Linked DNA regions of Mus musculus: region 1 is linked to region 2. Evidence: chromatin loops called from intact Hi-C (ENCODE). Cell type or tissue: heart. All regions are shown on one strand. Links, peaks and the distances in the headings refer to the core of each region. The heading gives the core; the rest is flanking DNA.

Region 1 (5,000 bases), core at 1-5,000, 210 kb after region 2:
GTTTTGAATTGTTAGTTTCCTTAAGGAGATTTCCTGCAGTATTTCTCCTTCCCATAGTGTATCTTGTTTCACTTCCCTGAAAACATCTTAAGAAATTTCCTGGGTCTGGAGAGATGGCTCAGTGGTTAAAAGCATTCAGTGCTCTTCTGAAGGTCCCAAGTTCAAATCCCAGCAACCGCATGGTGGCTCACAACCACCTGTAATGAGAATGGATGACCTCTTCTGGTGTGTCTGAAAACAGCTACAGTGTACTTACACATAATAAATAAACCTTTTTTGAAAGAAAGAAAGAAAGAAAGAAAGAAAGAAAGAAAGAAAGAAAGAAAGAAAGAAAGAGAAAAAAGAAAGAAAGAAAGAAAGAAATTTCCCTCCAAAACGGAAGGTTTTATTTCAGGAAACAGCTACACAACATGGGGTACTGGGATTAAAGGAGTATACCACCAAGCCCAAAGTGTGTTTTAAAGCAAACAAGATAACTTACAAAATCGTGTCATCCTAAATTGGAATATACAAATGAAGGAAACTTATCCTATGGTTTCTGTTGCTATGGGTAGAATCACGGTGTCTCCTTCAAAACTCATATTGAAGTTTAATCTGTCATGCAACAGTATTAAGAAGCTCTGACCCTCCCAAATGGGATTCACATCCTCCTGGCAGCTCAGCTGTCTGTCTCTTCTACCCAGCAGCAGGTCTCAGTATGAAGGGACACTCATGCTCTTCCATCTCGGGAAGAGAACGCATCCTTCACCCCGGGAGACATAACAGCAAGATACCCATCATGGAAGGAGAAAGCGGCCCTCATCACAACCACCGGACATTGCCAGAATCCAGAACCATAATAAATGTCTGTCATTTAGTAATTACCAAGCAAGTCACAAGGTACCTTGTCTCAGAAGCATAAATGGATTAACACATGCTGTTACATTAGAGAGAAACCAAGGTAGTGAAAAATGTATGAAAACTGCCTCTGAGTAAAATCTGACTTGCTCTGATCTGACAACACCTGTCTACTAGGTTTCACCATTCTTGCCTCTCTCTTCTCTCTCAGCTTCCTCCATGTTGATTGCTGCTCTTTTATTCTCAGAGAGTTAAATTATGCCCGATCTCATTTTCAAATTGATGAAGACACCCAAGTCCCAAGCAGGACCAGTTTCCTGTTACGAGGCAGGCTGGTCTGAATGTGTTCAGAAGGCTCAGGGGGGGTTAGATTCTCTCAGAAGGCTAGGTTACTTTGTTACAACGTTTTACTTCCCGCCCACCTCCTCCCCCACTTACCCTGGGCCCAGAAGGGCCAGCACCCATGTGCTTCTCTTGCTCGCACTAGTCTTTCCCCTCACCTCTCGAAAGGTGGATTTTCCATCCTGCCCCTCCCTCCACCCCAGATTCAGCGGTACTCCCTACTGTCTATAAACTGGAGGCTGTAGCAGCAAACAGCTGGCTGCAAGGAGCCATTATAAGTTCTTTCCACTCATTAAGCAAGAGTGGAATTTTTGCCTGCATTTTACTGAGGAGAAGTTGAAGCACAAGTATTAAGCTTGCCTGGGACTGATACAAGTAGCAGCCCAAGTTGCACCCTTAACTTTCACAGCCTGCTGCCCTTTTCCTGAGCCTGAAGTCTTCCACTCTATTGCTCGCCCAAGAGTCTCATCTTGTCTTTCTCCAACCTGTGCCTCACATTCTTGAATGTGTTCTAGAAAAGAAATGAAAGCCTGCCCTTCGTACTACTTAAGACCTCGCTTTATTCTTTTTACCAAGCCCAACTTAGCCTGGGCTGGCCTGTCTAGATCTGCTCTCACCTCACTGAACCATCTTTAAACTTTTTAGTTTGTGGAAGTCACTCATCCACTCGTTTTTGTTTTGTTTTAAATTCTCCATTCGCCGACTACCCCCTCCTCATAAATCCCTGGAGAATAGACCCACCCCGGAGATCAACCACGCTTGTAAAAATAGTAGTTGAAAAGCCACCGTGGTTTAAATACTAGAAAGTGTTACAGATGGGAACCGTGAAATCTTTCCCGGCTTCTTTCAGCAAGGGAGGAATCCCCATCCAGTTTCATTACACTTGGCTAGTGTCACTTGTGTCTTCCCCAAGCATCCTTAGTCACTGTGAGGCTCCCAGCTCACTACCGGTCTCGGGTGGAGCGCATTAGAGAAAGAAAGCAGGACAGTTCACTAGCCCTCGGCCTACACCAACTTGGTGACCTCTCAAGGTCTCGTCCCGGCCGCTCGCAGCTCAGGTTCCGGCCCGGGCCGCCCGGACCCCGCGTCCGTGACCTGCAGGCGAAGCGGACGCCGCGGCCCGGGCACTCGGTGGGGGGGAAGGGCAGGGGCCGGGGCGCCGGAGAAACGCGATCTGGGGAGCCGAGTCCACGTTACTTTGGGCAGAGCCCCCTCCGTGCCAAGCGACCAGGAACCCAGGTCTCGTCCGCCGCGCCACCGGCCCGGGCCTGCGTCCCGCTCCCCTCGGGAACCGGCCTGCAGTTCCCGCAGCCGCAGCGCGGGCCGCGCGCCGGGAGCGAGCGCAGGCGAGGGGGGCGGCGCGGGCGGGCGCATCGGTGCTGGCGCCGCGCCCCCCGCGCTCGGCCCTACCGGGCCTCTCGGCGAGGCGTCCCCTGTCCTCCTCCGGGCCCGGCCCGGGGTGCGGGCGAGGCCCCGAGGCCCCCTCCCGCCGGGCTCGGGCGGAGCCGGACGGCCTGGCGGGAGCAGGCGCCGCGGGCCGCGAGCTCCTCATTCGAACCTCCCTCGCAGACAGTCTCCGCCCCACAATGCACCGGGGCGGGCAGCCTTTGAAAAAGCGGCGCGGCTCGTTCAAGATGGCGGAGCTCGACCAGTTGCCTGACGAGAGTAAGTAGCGTCTCAGAGCAGCCCTCCTTCCCGCCGGTTGCCCGTCCCGGGGTCGCACCGGCCGAGTCCGGTTGCCGGGCAGGTGGGATGGCCGCCAGCCCACCGCAGTCCCCGGCCTTCCTCCTCAGGCGCTGCCGCCGCGTCGCCGCCTTTGTTATGGTGTCTTGTGTGTCTGTTTCTGGGGTTGTGCGAGCGCCAGCGCCGGAAACCGAAAGCCCGGGAGTCCAGCCTGTCCTGACGGAGTCGGCGGCTGCTCTCCCGGAGCGACTGCTGTCGCCGGCCGGGGTGGGCGAAGAGCGGCCCCCCAGTTGCGGGCGCCGTCCTCCTCGCCCGCCCGGTTATGTAACTCGCCGGCCGGGGGCCGGGAGGGCTCGGGCTGGGCACCGGGGACACAGCCCCTCTTGGTGCCCCGGGCCTCCGATCTGATCCTCTGACGGCTCCTGCTTCTGCAGGCACTTGTGATCGCTCCCCCCGACCCCCCGCGTCCATCCTGGAAGTGTTTTCTTCCGTGTCACACAGGCTTGGCCCCTTCCCCTGGGACTACAGGTGGCCCTGGACCTTTCCGGAGATGATCCAGCCGGGATACAGTGCCGAGGTAGCCCCATTCCCAGTCTCCCTCCTGAGTGGATGTGTCTCTAGACTGTGGGGTGGGCATTACACACGGATGTGAGCACCGCAGCCCATATAAGTATGTTATTCTGCCTGACACCCACCCCTGTTCACTGCCTCACTTCTCCTTCTATACTCACAACCTCTGAGACGGATGTTCACCTGTCCGCAGACAGTAAAGCCAGCTACTCTGCGACCTAAGGACAAGGGAACAATTTTGTAATTTTCATATTGCACACATTATTAAAAGGCATTTTAGTTACAAAATGGTCTTGAAGCAACACGTACTCTGTGGTGTGTATTTGTAGCCCTTGGTCAACGAAAGGTTCGCAGGTGTGGTGGCGCACATCTTTAATCTCAGCACTCGGTAGGAAGAGGCAGGTGGATCTCCGAGTTCGAGGCCCACCCAGTCTACATACCAAGCTCCAGGACAGCCAAGGCTACACAGAGAAATCCTGTCTTGGAAAACAAACAAACAAACAAACCTCCAAACTGAGCAATCTGTATTTAGAACGATTGTATCATTTTTATGACAAATAAAGTAGTGGTTTTGTTTTTTAACCATTTGGTGTGCCCCAACAGGAAGTCAGGTCAGAGAAACCCGTTTCAAAAGCAAAGAAAAAACTCGAACTCTGTAAGATGTATCTGTGGGCAACGCAAATATGCCTTTAAAAGAGAGATAACTCTTAATTCTGTTTTCTTTGATATCGTGTATTTCTTATATTGTTAAGTCAGAAGTTCAGGTTGCCAGTATTCAGAATGTTTGTGTTTTAATTTTGATTTAGACCAGTGCTAAGTCTCAAAAGAACGTTCTCGATGGTGGATGGAGATGTCACTTTTCTAGTGTGCAGTGAGCAACCGGTAGTCACCTGTGACTAGATGGCTCAGGTGCTGCTCTTTTATTTCTATTTAATCTTGACTTATATTTAAATAGCTAGTGATTACTGTATTGATAAGGCATTATCTATAGAATATCCCTAAGTTTATCGTTCTTGTTTGGAGAATATGGTTGATTGATATTTACGATGCTTGAAAATATAGATAATTCAAGTAAGTAGAATGTTACCTGCCATCTGAAGAGATTTTTTTTCTTAAGCTGGGCACCGTGACGTGTGTTAACCTAACACATGTGAGCTAAGACAAAAGGCTAACTCTTAAGTTGGAGGCCAGCCTGGGCTGTACTGTAAAATGTTTCATCATCTGTAATGGGTACGCTCTGTGACTTCTCAGGGCTGTCTCACCTGCAGTCACACGGTTGTTGGTCAGCAGCCCACCAGAGCTGAGCCACTTAGGCTTTTCCTCATGCCTGTGGTGATGGTTAATTTTGATAGCTTGATTGCATTGAGAAATACCTAGGAGATCAGCAAAGCACACCTCTAGATGTGTCTGTGAGCATACCTTTAGGAGAAGGATTTTCTTACTTGTTCTTTGTACAAACTTAGGGTTTACATTGAGGTTCAGATATTAGCTACACTGTTACACTATGTATAACCTAATTGTTGATACTACCATGCAATGTCTCTGGGACTTGGGGAAGGGTGTGTGTG
Region 2 (6,272 bases), core at 595-5,594:
TTTGGAAGAGCAGTCAGGTGCTCTTACCTGCTGAGCCATCTCACCAGCCCTATATTACTATTTATAACAGTAGCAAAATTACAGTTATGAAGTAACCAGCAATGAAATTAATTTTATGGTTGAGAGTCACCCTAACATGAGGCACCATATGAGAGCCACTGCTCTAGAATATTCCATGGGTACAGGGAAGCCCAGAGGCTAATTATCCCCCAGGCACTGATCTTTCCATAACCCACAAGGGTTCCATCTTGTTAGATTTTTTTTTCTGCCTATCCAGAACTTTCTAGATTCGTCACGAATTGGTATGTGTTCTGGCGTTTCTCTGGCTGTTGATTTGTAGCCTTACAGTCTTGTACTCATCCAGGATATGGAAATTATTTTAATGTTGTATCCTTGTACGAGAGGATGTCCCATGGGCTGCTGAGACGAGTAAGTACTATACAGCATTTGAATGAAGTGCTCTATAGATGTCTGTTAAGACCATGTGGTGTACAATGTCATTTAATTTGAATGTTTCTGTATATTTTGTGGTGAGGGGATGACCTATTGGTAAGAGTGTGGTACTGAAGTCACCCAGTACTATCATGCTAAGGTTAATCTGTGACTTTCCATCTAAATAGCATGCGTTTTATGAGATTGTGTGTACCTGTATTCAGGGCACATACATTTAGAATCATAATGTTCCCCCGATGGATTGTTGTTTTGTTCGAAGTCTATTTTATCAAATTTTACAACAGTTTTGTGCGTTCTCCTGTGTTTATCTGTAATCTATTTCTTTCCCTTCATCGGTAAATTTGTTAGGTTCCCCAGGTCTCCGCGCATCAGCTAATAAAGATGTTGGCTGGGCTGTAGACTGCACCTTGCCACCCCCGCTGCATTTCAGAAGATCCCCTCGTGGTGGCAACCGTCAGCTCTAAGTTCTGACTACTCATACCCCGTGCTCATTTGTGGTTAGCATCATTTCAACATCTATCTCACACACATTTCCTTTGCCAGCCAGTCCAACCTCCCAGGAAGGAAACGGGCACTGTGCACCCTCGGGGCCTGGTGCTTCGTTCAGAGTCTACATCCTTGGCTACAGGGGACCCAGTGAGCGGAGAAAATGTTGGATTGGTCCCCAAGGAAAGGGGAAGATGGCCATCCAAATGGAAAGACCAGCAGGTGAGGTTGTAGGGAGAGAGAGAGAGAGAGAGAGAGAGAGAGAGAGAGAGACGAAAGCATTCAGGGCAGCTGGAGATCTGATTACAGAAATGGAAGACACAGGAATTCAAGAAGCTACCAGGAAGGTCACATGGATGTTTATTAAATAGAAAAGAGGAAAAAGAAGAATAAAAGATTGCCAAAACCATATTTCCAAGGGTTAAAAAAAATTGGAATGCCAAAGAAATGCCATGCTCTGTTATCTTTATAACACGGGGCACTATATGTATGTACACTGTATTATGTATGTATGTATGTACACTCCGTATGTACACGGAGATATGTACACGAGCTTTGTTGCGGGTGGCGTTCCTCACCACGTGTACAGTAGCATTGCTGGAAGGAAGGTCTTCAAAGCTGGCAGAAGGCTGGAGGAGAAGCGGGAGCCCTGCACTACCCCTGCGGGGCTCTGTGGACCCCAAAACAAGGGTGGGGACTCAAGCCTGGGGACACTGAGAAAATTAAGCAAAAGTCAAACCTGGGCCCCATGCTTCAGTTTAAGCCAGGAAAGTCTAGAATCTTTCCAAGGGCTGAGATAGTCCGAGCAGTCTCCAAGAACACTTGTAATCTTTAGAATGGGCTGGCAATGCCTCCGTACCCCCGGGCCCCCACCCGCCCGCCCTCCACCCCCCACCCGCCCTCCACCCCCCACCTGTGCTTGGACTTGGGCATATGGGGTCCCTGTGAGAAGGAGTGAGAAAAGTAAGCCCCCGATGTCGTCAGAGAACAAGAAAATGTACAGCAGTTAATTTAACAGACAAAAGCCAACGGCAACACCAAAACAGTAATCCACAACACAACGCGGCCTGCTCTTAATACAGTGATGCTGCCAGCATCTTCCAAAACAAAAGAGCTCCCGGGTGCAAGGGAGCCAGCCCGGGAAGAGCCCGCGACTACTCCACAGGAAATCGCGGGATTCTCACAAGCCCCAACGTCATTTGTCTCTGCTTAAAACTTGCCCCCTCCTCTACTCCTTGCTGGCTCCTGGGCTGGGGCAGGCAGTGTACTCGTTCAGAAATAAAAATCCTGCCAGAGTCGCAGAAAAGCGTCAGGAAGAGGTCTCTGCCCCTCCCCCACACCAGCAGACCAATCCGGAGCCGGGGGGCTGCAGTAGCTCTGGATAGGGGGATGCAGTGGGAATTCTGATCCCACAGACCCCAGGAGAGGGCAACCGGTGTGCACAGTGGACGGAGTTGAGGAGGGGTGACTGGCCAGGGTGAGGACAGCAGTTTTGTGGCTTTGAGTTGTCCCCACACTGGGGTGGGGGCTTCTCAGTGACATAGCTTACCAAGAGTCACCAATGCTCCATAGACTCACTGGGTCCCAGACTTAACTTTAGTGGAGTCATTTCTTTAGTCTCCCTTGGGGGGTTGTGGCATACCGAACTAGTGTTTGTTTTTGCCAGGAAGAGTCTGGGCTCTCCCAGTGGGGCTGTGCTTGACTGGGCTTGGACTCTCTAGACTCTTGGCTTTGGCAAGGTTGGGGGAAATGACGGACTGGCCTGATTTCTATACTGTAGATAGTTAAATGGAAGGGCATTGCTGTAACAAGACTGTAGTCACTCTGATGGGATGCACAGGACCACTCTGGTTGGGATTCATTGTGTCCTGGTGCATCGTGGGATTGAGGCTGGGTCATACTCTGAGTGGAAGTATACACTGCCTCTGTGAGCATTCAGCTCTCAGAAACTAACAGGAAGAAAGATGAAGAAGACTCTAAGTCCCTTGCTCACCACTTAGATGACCTCTTCACAATACCACTGTCCAAGATGACCTCCACATCCTCTACTACCTGGGCACAGAACTCTCTAGCAGGAGACAGAGCTCCTGGTAGGTGAAGAAAAGGTCTTCCCGAGCTTGCTGTCACTGGTGGAGGCTGGATACTGTAGGGATGTGACCTACAGGGCATCTTTGATCTGAGCTCAGGACCTGAGCACTTTAGCACTGAAAGAACGCTTGCTAACTGCAGAGCCTCCCTCACAGCACAGGGAGTGAACCTCATCCCAGGGCTGGCAGATGGTATCCTGGCTCCCTGCTTCCACTAGAGGGAAACCTTGCTCTGCAATCCGACGCGCTTCTGCCTGGGAGTAGGAGATGCAGTGGCCAGCTGGTTCTCTAAGTCCAAGCCCTCTCCAACCACAGAACAGACAGTCCCAGCTTTCTTCATGCAGGTCATTTACCATCACTAAGGCCTTGCATTTTTAATCTTAAGGTCAAAGGAACACTCATTCAATCTCTTTCTTGCTTCAGGACCCTTGGGCCTTTGGGGGGATTTTTCTGGTCTTGGGGTTTCAGCCCACTCTATGCTGGCCTTAGACCCGATGTGTGGATGGCTTTTCTTTTGCACATCTTAATCCTTTTCCGTCTAGGGGACGTGCTAACCATGTAGCTAATTGGCTTCCTATGTCTCCTATAGCTGAGTTCTCCCCGCTGCTCCTCAGCCCCCAGCATCCTACACCCCACGATTTGCAGCCTCGGTCCTGTGAGGGAGTGTAGGACCTAGATCCCATGAGCCAGGCAGCTCCGGGCACCGACTCTGTCTTGAGCTGCCATCTGCTTCCATCTTCCATTCGGGACCTGCAGAAGCCAGGGGGGCGGGTGAGCTCAAGGATTCAGGAGGGCCATGGAGAAATACTGCTCTCATCCTTCGGAGGACGTTCATCATCCCTCCCTGTGACTTCTGAGAGGTATGTGTCTCAGGGAGAAGCCTCTGGTCTCCTTGTGAAAGCTTAACAAAAACTCCCCACAGGTTGCTCACAGAACAGCAGATGAACTGAGCTGAGCGGCACCTGGGCCACGCCCCCTTTGGGGGCGGGTCGCTGGGGCTAGACACAGGTCAGGGCCACGGAGGCAGGGAGTAGACCGTGCCCTCATCACTTCCTTTGCTTCTCTCCAGGGCAGCCAGAGACTTGACCCAGGCAAGATTTGGCAGTCTGAGGGTGGGGGGTGGGTCATCTCATAGTGGCTTCCTGGCCGCAGTCTGGGGTCCTCAATGGTCCCTAAAATACACTACACAGTGTTGAATAGTTTTAACGTAACAAAACCTAGAATCACCAGGGAAGTCTTAAAGAGGAATTATTTTAGATTAGATTGGCCTGTGGAGGATTATCTTATTTGTTTAATGGAAGTGAGACGATCCACCCTGAATTTCGTGGGCTGGATCTTGGACTTTTTAAGAGTACATGAAACTGGTTGGGGGTGGGGGAGCATGGACAGCATGGATGCATTTGTTTCTCTGCTGTTGACTGTGGATGTAGTGACTTAGGCACTTCTAGTTCCTGCCATCATGACTCCTCCCTACGATGGACTGTACATAGGCTAGATTATAAACCAAACAAACCAACTTTCCTCTTTCCTGGTGCATGTTGCTTTTTGGTCAGGGTATTTTACCACAGCAACAGAAATGGAGCTACGACAGTAGGCTACCTGGTCCTCTCTCTTGCTCCAGGGTCCTGGTTTGGTAGAAGGAATGGCCACTCTGATAACAATGCCACATTAGATCCTGGCAGTGCCACAGTCTCTGTGGATTTTCTCTGTGTGCCTGTGATGTCTGCCCCTGGCACTCATAGCCAGGGCATGGTCTTCTGAGTTATTTCCCAAGGTTGGGACAGCAGCCCTGAGCTATGCCACCCAGGCAGCTTTGTCACTAAGGAGCCCTGGTGCCACTAAGCGCTTTCTGGGTCCAAAGCCCTGCTTTCTAGATAGCTGGTGTTCAGTAAATGAACTCTGGTCACCTAGAACCAATGGCCTGCTTGGACTGTGAGGAGTGAATTAGCCACTGTCTATCGGCTGAGAATGGTTATGCTAATCAGGCCTGGCCCAGGGGGCTGATGCTTGGAGCTAGTAGCACCCCTCAGACTCACTGTTCTGGGGGCTCCTAAAGTCTACCCACACCATCCACCTGGAATGAGGGGGTGCTAGGGAGGAAACAGCTTCCCAAGCTCACAAGCCCCTGTATTAAGCCATCCCACACTAGAACTCATGGTGACACTTGTCACTCAGGAAAGTCCCACTCGAGTCTGGTTCATGTCACTAAACAAGCAATACAAATTACCATCTCCTTCCAACTCCCCCGGTAGCCACCCCCAGCAGAAGCCAGGGAAATAGACTTCTCCCTCGCTGTGGGGGCCGCTCTTGCCAGGCCTGTCATCACTAGCTCTGTGGGATGAAGGGCTGTGGGCGGACATCGTGGGAGGGCACACTGACCCATCAGTCCCCTTTCTGGTACAGCTTTGCTACCAGAGGTAGCCTCCTTGGGAGCAGTGATCTGCTGTGGAGAGAACCAAGCCTGGCCCCGTACCCCAAGACAGGGGCTGAGAACAAACAGAGCAACAGAAAGAAACACAGGAAGAACTAGACCCCTTGGCAGGTGTTCCAAAGGTACAACTCGTTCCCACACAGCCTTGGAAGAAACTGATGGATAGACACAGGGTAGGGCAGGCGAGCCAGCCCAGAGTCAGGGCCAGAAATGAGTACATCATGGGACTCCATCTCTTCATGATGTCGGACTTCTAAAGATTGCAATTAAGAAGGCTGGTGGGGTGGGGTGGGGTGGGGTGGGGTGGGGTGGGGTCTTGGAACCCCAGAGAAACAGGAGCTGCTTTTCAAGAGCCTCCATCCACCAAGGCAGAAAGTGGACGGCTCCTTTCTTTAGCCCTGGCCACACTGTGACAGAGTTTCAGGCAGATGATGAGGGACCCACTGATGGCTCAAGGCCAGCATGACCGGGAACTGAGCCCTGGGTCTGTCCCACATGTTAGTTCTTCCTATGTTAGAATAAGATGGAGAGAGATGTAAGTAGCCACCCGGACGCCATCAGTTTGAGTCGGCCTTTCTCTTAATTTCATATCGGTACCTTCCCACTTCCTGATGTTTGCTCTGCCTAGTAAGGATCTGGCTCTGTACTGATCAGTCCCAGGTTTGCTGCTTAAAGGGGCACATGCCCCGCCAACAACTTCAGCCTCACGATGCGTCTTCTTGCAGCACACATGAACTTCAGGTCAAAGTCCCCAACCTGATGATGTCACTCTGCAGGTCTCACGGTTCAAATGCAGTCCAGTCTCCAACGTCCCC

The links. Peaks named below come from ENCODE experiments on the same cell type or tissue, not always from the same donor. Only the 100,000 strongest peaks of a DNase experiment are listed, where the experiment ranks them.
Region 1: it touches region 2 in a loop (8-fold over the local background); 1 of 42 quality-filtered maps calls a loop at or near these places.

What each region holds. Positions count from the first base shown.
Region 1 is chr1:180,638,554-180,643,553 of GRCm38, forward strand. Lin9 (lin-9 homolog (C. elegans)) reads left to right here and starts at 2,597. Exons shown (of 15, transcript NM_001103182.2): 1 at 2,597-2,844. The coding sequence starts at 2,766. In heart, for the core only: a CTCF peak has its summit at 2,440; DNase peaks (open chromatin) are centred at 2,328 and 2,788; H3K4me3 peaks cover 2,730 bases; H3K27ac peaks cover 2,743 bases.
Region 2 is chr1:180,431,105-180,437,376 of GRCm38, forward strand. It overlaps Stum (mechanosensory transduction mediator), which reads right to left. Exons shown (of 4, transcript NM_001081227.2): 4 at 1,269-6,272. Among named protein-coding and RNA genes, the nearest start is that of Gm39712, 26 kb to the left of the region's middle. In heart, for the core only: CTCF peaks have their summits at 890 and 3,233 (motif pointing right); DNase peaks (open chromatin) are centred at 917 and 3,247; H3K4me3 peaks cover 762 bases; H3K27ac peaks cover 1,170 bases; H3K27me3 peaks cover 4,724 bases.